Regions from separate parts of the Homo sapiens genome. Here region 1 is linked to region 2. Evidence: chromatin loops called from intact Hi-C (ENCODE). Cell type or tissue: sigmoid colon. All regions are shown on one strand. Links, peaks and the distances in the headings refer to the core of each region. The heading gives the core; the rest is flanking DNA. Region 1 overlaps PLEKHM3 (pleckstrin homology domain containing M3). Region 2 overlaps LINC01802 (long intergenic non-protein coding RNA 1802).

Region 1 (5,377 bases), core at 244-5,243, 560 kb after region 2:
CTCAGCCATGCACCCATTAAAACGCACTAAGGAAAGACCCTTGAGTCAGAGATTTTTGAATCCAATGAAATTAGAATCGTCTACCAATAAGGAGACTACTGGGTGCTAGACTTAACTGTCGAAACACCGTTCCACATGACAGAAATCAACACTTGTCTGTTTACATTAACCGAGCAGAGCTTAGTCACCCATCACTGGATTCGACCTCGAGCAGACAGCTCTACCTGACTCAGGGTCGGAAGAGTGATACAAGGTGTGCAACATATGAAGCTCCTAATGCCCATCACTAACAAGTGACACGGAGGCAGGGGAAACAGAGAGTGCCGCTACCGATTCAGGTCACGCAAAGGAGGGAGGCTCTTTCAAGGTCTTGCTCCAACTTCACGTTTTCACATTATTTCAGAGTAAGAAAAGAAGTGGTGCAGACAACTCAAGAAATAAAATGGGCAAAAATTATACACATCTCTATTTACTAGGAGAAGTAAAAAAATAAAACAACCCCTGTGTTGAAACCAGGCAGTATTGGAATCAGGAGGTGAAGATCTGTTTCATAATCTAGTGATTTCAAGAGAGTGTGTCAGATCAACGGAGATGAATAATTGTGCACAAATACACGAGCAACAGCATTGGCTTGACTCTAAAGGAGGACCAGAATGTGTCTCTACTTCCACTGCTAACGCCCCTCTGCAGAAAATGTTCAGTGTGCGTGGCATCGTGCTAGTCCCACCTGGATATACTAATTTATGGACGGCCTTTTCTAGCCAATGGGTAGAGAACAAACTCCCAGGTTTGGAAGCCAAGCCTCTCTGAGGAGGCACAGAAAAGAACTATCCGATGTCCACGTTCAGTGTGTACACACAACACACAGAGACAAAAACAGAGGCCAGGCTCCGTCAGAGGACACACTCTAGCTGAGCAAAGGCTGCATTCGGCAACTAGGGTGGTGTAAACACCTCGGATCTCACTGCAGCCGGAAGGAAGTCACGGCATAGTCCCTTTTCAGGAGTCTGAGGGATACCACTTGTGTTGCAAACCACAGATCCCAAGTATTAGACGTATTCCCTTCTTGGTGGAGGCCTACTCTAGAAGAATCAAAAACCGATGACCCTCTCAGCGAATCCGATGTTAAAGCTCCTAACTAGGTGACCCTTTAGCACTACAGACGTAAAAATGACTCTAATGCACTCCCTAGAAAAGGCAGTGAAGCAAAGGGGGCTGCTGAGAGTTTACATGGTTTTCATATAAAGAGGCTTTTAACTTTGGAAAAAGCGGGCCTGGAAAGAACACTACCCCCATTCCAGTTGACGGCTTTTTAAGTACTTTGTGGCCTTCCTGCCGCGGTGCAAAATGAGGTCTATTTTAGGAACTGGCTTCTTTACTGCGGGGTTAGATGCCAACATTTCACCAGGGTTGGACGATCTCACACATGAGTTTCTGGCACTTTTAGGAGGGATTTCCTCAAGTGATACACTAGGGAATGAGCCTTTCAGCAAAAAGCGGTTCCCCGGAGTCAGTTGCCAGCTCCAGGAGATTAATTGGCCATTTTTTCATATGTTTTATGTGCAAGATATTTAATATGGGATGAAAAATGGAACACGAGGAAAAGCAGGTATTAGTTTGGTCTGAAAGAGGTGGTAATCCACAGATTTGCTTTTGTTTCGACAGTTTCTAAGCAGTGGAACAATTACCTAACAGTGCACCAAGTAATTTGTTAAAGTTGAAAACAGTAAGGGCGTTCATGTGCGCCAAGGTATTCTGGGCTGAAAACAGCAATTTTGAATTTTCATGGCAGACCCAACTCCTAAGCTGGCTCCACTCTGTCCTATCAGATTTTGGTGGTGGTGGCAGAGAATGTCATAGGCCTGTGGCTGGCACCGACCAAGCTGTCAGGGTGGTACGAAAAGGAGAGGAAACAGGAGTGCTGGACATGGACCCAGCTCTGGGTAGCTGATGGTGATAACACATCGATTTTTTGTTTCCCTTTTGAAAATAAGCAGAAAATGATGTGGGTGGAAAGTCCTCCTTAGGAGTTCACAGGGACTGCTCGTATTTAGCAGGGCCCTCTAAATGGGGACTGGTGAAAACAAAGATGTTTTGAACGGGGATCCAGAATTTCGCCCTTGACTCTCGGCAGGTATGACCCTGGGTGCCTGTGAGCTAGGAGAGGAAATTCTGTATGCAGGGCAAACATGTTACAAGGGGAGGAGATGGCACTGCACTTCAGGTCTCCAAATGCAGTGTGCTAGGAATGGCCTCGCTGACAGTTGGAATCACGGATACATTAATTACAGCGAAGGCAAAAGTAAGCTACAGTGACAGGGAGCTGGGGGCGGAGGGAGAAGGCACTTTGCCATGGGAGCACATCTGTTTTATAATAAGCAGGTCTATAATTCTCTTGTGAAAGATCATGTTCTGCTATCTTCTCTGAGGCTGGAAAATATAAATACTGTATTTTACCAAGAGGAGGAGGAAAGGAGATGATCAAATTTGTTTGCCTGTTGCCAAGTGTTTGAGATTTTCCACCCTTTTTCTTTTGTGTGCAACATTCTCTTTAACTAGAGTGGGGGAAAAGTCAACCTGCTTTTCTAAGGGTAAAAGGCACCGTCAGGCGTCTCATGAATAGGGCCCTGGCCTTTTAACAAGTTTTCAAGCCTTGGTTGCGGCTACTGTATAGTCAGAAAATAAATGCATGTATGGTGTTGAGCTATTAAGGTGAAATGTGTGGCCTGGGGCCAAAGGAACTGGTGTGGGTTGAGAGGTAAAATGCTTACATCTAACTGCACAAAAGTCAGTCTGAAATGTCACATCTCTAGATGGATGGAAGTATCATGAGTTGGGGTCTTGGGGAAGCGGCGTGTGGGGGAAAGGAGCAATGGGGTTGAATGTACCAAGTATGTTGTGAGCCACTGATCCTAATAGCAGCAAAACTACTAAACCATGAAGACATAGAAGGCATCTGCTCAGCGCGAAAGCTACAGAATCTTCTCATAAAGTCTACTGAGAACTGTTCCATTATAAACATATTTTTCTTGCTCTAGGGAGAGTTAAGGGGAAGGAATGGGAGCTGTCAGGGTCCCAGGGCTGTCCTACCTGCCGTTTTGGTCACAGTGACTGCCACGTGCTCTTCCAAGGGCACTGCAGCTGGAGAACACTACCTGCCAAATAGCAAAGCAGATCTCTTTCTTACTCCTATTATTTATTTTAGCACTCTTTGTTTTACTTCAAGGTGGCAATTATATATGTGTGTGTATATATATATATTTATTTAAATAATATTAGATCTAATTCATTAATTATACTTGTAAGTTTGTATTTTCTTAATAGTCCAAAGTTGGTATTTTGAAGTTCCACATTACTCTGATTTTTTAAACAAAAAAATGAGAAAGCAAGAATGGTCACATTGACAAAGGTCGAAATGAAAGTGCAGGAAGAACAACGAGAAATAAAGCACTTAAAATGAATAGGTAGGAACTGCCTCCACAGGATTCTGAGAAAAGAAACTAAAACGACCCTCTTTGGGAATATACTTACTAGATAGCCTTATCTACCAGTCTACACGACGATGTCTTTAACAACCACCCCAGGACATTTCCTCCGGCCAGCATCATGAAAAAAATCATAAATATCAACCATGGGCACCCGTTGAAAACTGTTAAGAAAGCCATGTGTACAGCCTGGAAAACACGGTGGAGCGTCACATCATTAGGTGGGTGATGGGATTAGTACCGAAAAACAGACCGACAACACGCAGTTATTGGTCGCAGAGGTTTCTTCTCTTCTCAGGAAAAAAACTTCTGAGATTAACTTCAAAACCAGAACCAGCCCTCCTCATAAATGAGGGGTGTATGCTTTCTGTCAGAGGGGGCTTGGCTCCTGTTTCCAGCCATCGGCTCTGCTTACGTGATTCCCCGCCTCCACAGGAGGAACTGAGGCGGGAGCGCCACGGACACCAGGTCCTGGAAGGACCCAGCAGTCTCTTGTGTTTTGAAGGTTTTCTTATGAAACAGATGATGATGGGTGCCTGCCTCAGTTACCTCAGCCTCTGTGAAGGCTAAAAATAAATAACACAAAAATAACCTAAAGCACTGTTTTGTGCAGGAAATGCTTCCTTTTGTGTCTTGGGTAATAAAATGTACCGAGAGACAGAGAGAAAAAAAAAGTCTGAACTATAAAGCATTGTGTATACCACGTTTTGTCTGGGAGCAAGCAGCTGAAATTCTTGGCTAAGTGTAATCCAGCTATTGGTAGTTTCTCGAGCCACAGAGGTTCTGTGGATCGTCTGGACAATGATGTACACAGAGCATACGTACAGGACGTATAGGTATTTGCGTATATATAAATAAATATATATATCTATATCTAGTTGAAGAGGATACATACTCTTCTTCCAAAGGGGTCTAACTGGCTAGTTAGGAGGCCGCTCTGGGGCTGATGGATTGTTGATTGGTGAATCCCTGGCCTTCGGGTCGGCTGGAGTCAGGTGTTCTGGTAGGACAGCTCGAACATGGTGCAAGCCTCCTCTAGACTCTCGTCCATGTTCAGTCTCTGCCAGAAAGACTTCTGCTTCTTCTGCAGCTCTCGGCGAACACACCTCGGGCAGGGGACAGACTTTTCTTTGCATTCAGAATGGAAAACGGCTCCACAGCTTTCACACCTGCAAAAGTCAACCATGGATATGATGAGCAAGACTGAAGCCAGCAAGACACAAATGGGAAGCCCTGTGGCCTCAGGTGCAGCTGGTGGCACAATCTACTGTTCTGGACAACCCTGCCAATGGGAAGGGAGATGACTCACTGAAATGAACTGTTTGTTTTTCCAAAATGCTCAAGGTTGAATTTCACTTGAAAAACATTTTTGCTTTTCTGATCTGAACTAGGGCTTATGAGTGGGGGGGAGTCCGCAGTCACCCAGCAATTCTGGTTATAGTGACAATGGACAGAACACCAGAAGCTCTCCATTGAGAAGGGAATTGGCAGTGACTCTAGAGTGAAATGACAGAAAATGAGAGGGGAGTGCCTCGTGAAAACGCTCGGCACACCAGTGACAGCCACAGCGTTACATCCATGGCGAGGCAGCTTTCTACATCAGTTAACACGAGCTAAGTGGTTCTCTGTTAACTAGCTGCCTTTATTTGACAGTTTGAAAAGATAAAATGACACATTTTCATTTTCTGAATGACATCCTGTGGTCTATGAAATCTTGTGAGTTTTTTAAAAATTAGGAAAAAACTCCTACCTTTGTAAGTCTACCTTTATAACATGAGCGTGAACATTAAAGCAGGAGACAGTGGGGAAGAAAACATTTTTCAAACAATATGACAGATATTGTAATATGTAGAGAGCAAACATTCCAGGTGGATGACTCATTTGTTGTTTGG
Region 2 (5,377 bases), core at 79-5,078:
TCCCTGACGTGGCCCAGTGTGGTGGCTCATGCTTGTAATTTAAGCACTTTGGGAGGCTGAGGTGGGTGGATCACCTGAGGTCAGGAGTTCAAGAACAGCCTGGCCAACAAGGTGAAACCCCATTTCTACTAAAAATACAAAATTAGCTGAGCATGGTGGTGCACACCTGTAATCCCAGCTACTTGGGAGGCTGAGGCAGGAGAATCACTTGAACCCTGGAGGCAGAGGTTACGTTGAGCCAAGATAGTGCCATTGCACTCCAGCCTGGGCAAAAAGAGTGAAACTCCGTCTCAAAAAGTCCCTGATGCAGGCTCCTTGTTTAATTATGTTATTGTAGAAAGGGCTCTGGGAAGGAAGACAGAACATGGTCACTCCAGGCCCTACTCTGGCATGAACCGGGCCTGTGTCCTTTGTCAAAGCTCTGTATCTCTCTGGGCTTCAGTTTCTTCATCTTAATGTGATGAGTTGTTCAAGCCAGTTGTTAGTGATCCTTCTAGCATTGGCATTCTGACTCACAACACCCCTGTATATTGAGACTCTAGTGAGTTTGGCCATGCACCTCATGATCTGCCTCAGTCTGACTCCACGCCGTGGCCTATGAATACCAGGTAGACTGCCACCACCAAAGACACTGAGGAATTAAATGTGGTACCAGATTTGAACACATGTAGACATGAATGGACAGTAGCATGCACATAGGTTGGATAGTTAGAGTGTTTTCTTTTCTTTTTTTAGGGCAGAGAGGACATTGGCAAGCATGAGAAAGGCATGGGCTGGGGTCAATATGTCTAAAATGTCACTTTTAGACATATTGATCTGGGCTGAATAAAAGATAACCAAAAAAGAAGGATCCAACTCACTGTGGGAGATTTCACACTTAAAGGGAGGTTCTCAAACTTGAATTAGCATCATAATAGCCAGGTAATTTTGAGATGGGTAAGGATAAACAGAGAGCCAGAAATAGAGAGAAAAACCTACCTGGAGATGTTCAGCTGGAGGCAGTGACACAGCTGTGAGAGCTGAAACTGGGGACCAAATTATATCCCTGGGGATGTGGGGAGGAAGAAGATTGGAGCCTTAGGGACTTGAATGTCAGAGACAACCACGTTTTGTAAGGAAGAGAAAAGGAAAAGGAAAGGCCATTAGAAGGTAAAGGAGGAGGTCAGGCATGGTGGCTCACGCCTGTAATCCCAGCTTTTAGGGAGGCAGAGGCGGGAGGATAGCTTAAGCCCAGGAGTTCAAGACCTGCCTGGACAATATAGTGAGACCCCCATTCTCTATGAAAAGGAAAAAAAAAAAAAAAGACAGAAGGTAAAGGAGGAAAGAGAAGGGAAGTAAGTTTTGCAGTTACTGCTCACACATGGAAACCCATGAGTGTGAGTGTTAGGAAAGCCAGGGAGGAAAAGAACAGTGTAGAAGAGGCATCCTTGGGCTGATATCATGGAGCAATTTTCCCATTGTCCAAGGAATGGGCAGAAGAGAGGTAAGAAAGCCAAGCTCAGGTCAGGGCAGCAGCACCCAGTCTGTGGCACTCCCAGGATGGACGGGTCCTTCCTGGATGGGTCTTTCACATTATAGACTGTAGTAGTTACTTTTGATGCCCTGCATGGTGCCACTTCCCTCAAGTCAGATCCACACTGCCAACACCTATCCCAAGCTTGCTACTAAAGTTCTCTGTTTTGCCGCCTCAGGGCTTCTCTGAAGCTCTGGGAGCTTCACACAGGGAAAACGCAGACAGCCAGAGAAGTTAAGTCAATTTCCTCCTGTCTCCAACCACTGAGAGTCAATGGATCGACACTCCACCCCCACTCTGTATGCCTACGGCAGAGATCTCCATGCACCTGTGTGTTAGTTTTTCCTCCTCCCCTGCCTCAGTTTCCCATGCCCTCACTTTTGCTTCCTAGGGTCACCTCCCAAATAAAACACCTGCATTCAGTTCTTGACTGAGGCTGTGTTTTCAGAAGAACCTAGACCAAGAGAGAGATGAGCTAGCCTCAGTGGTGGCAAACCAAGAAATGGTGGCAGAAGCATGAGTGCACATTCCCTTTAAAGCCCCAGAACACTAAGTAAATGGAAAAGATCTCTGCAATGACCAAAGACTGAGCTGTATCCAGTGGGGCAGACAGAGATGCTACTCTGGATAGGATCCAAAGGCCCTCAGCTGTAAATTTCCCTTGGCAGGGTGAACATGCAGTGCTAGTTCCAAGGACTCCGTGTTGAAAACACGAACAGGCATAAGCTCCATCCACATGATTGCAGAATCACACTCCTCCTTTAGAGGGTTACCTTCCCCAGTTCAGAGGCTGCAGTCTGGGAGCCTGGGGTAATATGAAACCCAAAAAGTTATTTTGTTTTACTGTTCAACACATCCCCACAATGTTTTAAAAGCCAAAGTAGGCCGGGTGCGGTGGCTCACGCCTGTAATTCCAGCACTTTGGGAGGCCAAGGCTGGCGGATCACGAGGTCAGGAGATCGAGACCATCCTGGCTAACACGGTGAAACCCCATCTCTACTAAAAATACAAAAAATTAGCAGGGCGTGGTGGCAGGCGCCTGTAGTCCCAGCTACTCAGGAGGCTGAGGCAGGAGAATGGCATGAACCCAGGAGGTGGAGCTTGCAGTAAGCCGAGATCGCGCCACTGCACTCCAGCCTGGGTGACAGAGCGAGACTCTGTCTCAAAAAAAAAAAGCCAAAGTAACTTAGTGGGTATGATGTTTAATTGTAGTAGAAGGAGCCTAGCACGAAGCTTATACTAAGCCTCTTCAACTATTCATGCTGTTGGCTGGCACCTGTAGCCATCTGAGTCAGCAACTCCGACTCCAGCATATTTAGGAGAAAGGACTTTCGTTTCAATCTACTCTTCCATTGGTTCCTGCAGCCATGTCCTCCACATTGCCTAGCTCCTAATTTCCTATCTCTGTTCGACCTTTAATTTCTCTGATGGTTTTGCTGCTGATCACGTCCTTGGACCTGCAACAACCATTTAATATACTGTTGTTTCTACTCTTTGGGGAAGAGTGGTCCTGGGAGGGTTGAGCCAACTCTCCTCATTTTTCCATTCCAGCTTGGATTCTGACCCCTTGCATAGTTTCCTACTCCCTAGGGATGTTTCTAGGTAACTGACTCTACCCAAGCCTCGAGAAGATCATAAGGGAATTTCCAAAGCCAGAAAAGGAAAACAAAAGTCAAGGCCTGATATCTCTGTTCCCCAAGAACATCAGCACTACCATATCATGGAGAGCCCATGGCTGGTCCTCTCTCTTGTCTGTGGCCCGCCATGTTGCTCAGGCTCTATTCCTCCTCAAAGCCTTTTCTCTTCTACCATCTCTCTCTCCTCAGAGTGCTACTTTTCAGACTCCAGTGTTGGCTGACAATGGAGAGGTCCTTCTGTTCCCTTTTGAAAACTAACTATCAGCTATCTTTTCACATAGGATTCTCCTATGCTAGGCTGCGTTTTACATTTTCCCTAAGTATTTAAGAAATTAGTTGCTTTACTACTTTAATCAAGCCATTTTAACCTTCATTCAGCCAACTTACTCCTTGTAGAGGAGACCTGGATCCTACCTTTACATATCCACTGACTTATCTACAGCTTCTTCTTAAAGAAAATAGAGTGAAGTGATATCATTTCACTTTACCCCTAACCTGGACCTGATGCGTTGCCGCTATTTCAATTACTCATCACGATGACGAACACATCCTTTACCATCTGTAAAAGCTGTCAAGGCTTAAGATTCAAGGGGAATAAAGTAAACCCTGTGGCCCAACAAGGATGTTTTGCGTTCTCCCCTCAGTGCTCTCTCAAAGCTGGGGATTTGGTATCTGCCTTAAAGGCAGAATGGTCTGAGGCCAGACATCTGCACATATGTTTCCTTCCTGTTTTTGTTCCTTTAATCTAGCGCAATGATTTTCAAATTTCACTGTGAATGAAAATTAGAACACAGGGATATATGTTTTAAGGGTGATGTAAGGGCTTTTCAAGGGTAATTCTGAGTTTATATGATGTTCACGTTAGGTGTTGATTATAGAACCTAAAAATACCACTCCTAAGATGTGACTCTTCTGTTTGGAAAACTTCCTTCAGTGTGAATTCTGCCAACAAACTAGAATTTCTAAGTGGCCACGAAATTTCAAATAGCACTTTTTTCTCTTTGGAAAGAGAACTCAGCCCTCAGGCCTAGAGGGGATGCTGAAAGCCACCCCTGACCCCCAAGTCACCACTTAGCAGCTTCTCTGCAGTGCAGTGCAGGGAGAGCAATAGAGAACAGGAGCTCGGCATTCTCACTGGTCAGCCGGTGACCTGGGGCTGCAAAACCCAATACCCATCCATTTCAGCTTCGCATTTCAAAGTGAAGATCTCCTTGGGCCCATCGTATGCTCCTGAATTTCCCAGCTTTTTTTCAAGCCCTATTTTATCTGTCGCTGCTTATACCTCTCCTCAGGTTCATGGTAAGTGGTCTGCTTCTGTCAATGACTTTTTCATCTATGTCAGGGAAAGGCCCATTAGACAAATCCAATGGGACAAGTTCAGAGAGTTTGTCAGTTCCCGTCACTTTCAGGTCTGGCTGTGCAGTGGAGCACAGACTCAAAACAGACTTGTCAAGATAGGCAGCTTCTTGTGGAAGAAGTTTATCTCAATGGAGAGAAACACACGATGGGTAAAAACAGCAAAACACCAGCACGTCAGCCTGGTGAGCTGAAAAGAGCTGCCGGTGAATAAATTAAATCAGACTCTCACTCCCCAAAGTGGGAGTGGGGAGACAATGGTATATATCCAAGAGCATTTGGGGGTGCTCAGTGAGAGCCTGATATCAACGAGGAAGCTAAATTTCTTGTCAATAATTATTTTTTCTATTTTCAGCTTGTCAATAATCAATAATTATTGATAAGAGAAGTGAAAGATAATACTTTATATTTTATTTCACTGAGACAGTAAAGAACCTCTACATCTTCCCATTGCCAAACTGAGCAAGCTCCCAACGTACCCACAGCCTCACATAGTTACCCTCCCCTCTTACTACAGAAAGTAAACCCTCCCCACTGCAGTCCAAGGCAAGCCCTTCTCTCATCCAGTGGAACCTCTTCCTCCACTGCCTTGTCAAGCACTCACTCCTAGAGTTGTCCTCTGCCTTCTATGTTATTAATTTCCCTCCACTTGGCCATTCCCTTCAGCTTACAAGCATGTTGTAACAAAAAAATAAAAAAATAAAAAAAAACAGCCGGGTATAGTGACTCCTGCCTATAATCCCAGCACTTTGAGAGGCCAAAGCCGAAGGATCACTTGAGGCCAGGAATTTCAAACCAGCCTGGGCAACATAGCAAGACCCTGTCTCTACAAAATTTTAAAAAAATACAAAAATTAGCCAGGCGTGGTGGT

The links. Peaks named below come from ENCODE experiments on the same cell type or tissue, not always from the same donor. Only the 100,000 strongest peaks of a DNase experiment are listed, where the experiment ranks them.
Region 1: a loop joins it to region 2, with 6 times the contacts of the local background. A loop is called at or near these places in 1 of 110 quality-filtered maps.

What each region holds. Positions count from the first base shown.
Region 1 is chr2:207,823,843-207,829,219 of GRCh38, forward strand. PLEKHM3 (pleckstrin homology domain containing M3) reads right to left here. Exons shown (of 8, transcript NM_001080475.3): 8 at 1-4,654. The coding sequence ends at 4,477. Among named protein-coding and RNA genes, the nearest start is that of FZD5, 57 kb to the left of the region's middle. In sigmoid colon, for the core only: no CTCF peak of the experiment used is centred there; DNase peaks (open chromatin) are centred at 929, 1,369 and 2,319; H3K4me3 peaks cover 997 bases; H3K27ac peaks cover 661 bases.
Region 2 is chr2:207,262,319-207,267,695 of GRCh38, forward strand. All of the region lies in intron 1 of LINC01802 (long intergenic non-protein coding RNA 1802), which reads left to right. Among named protein-coding and RNA genes, the nearest start is that of MIR1302-4, 4.4 kb to the right of the region's middle. In sigmoid colon, for the core only: no CTCF peak of the experiment used is centred there; a DNase peak (open chromatin) is centred at 2,193.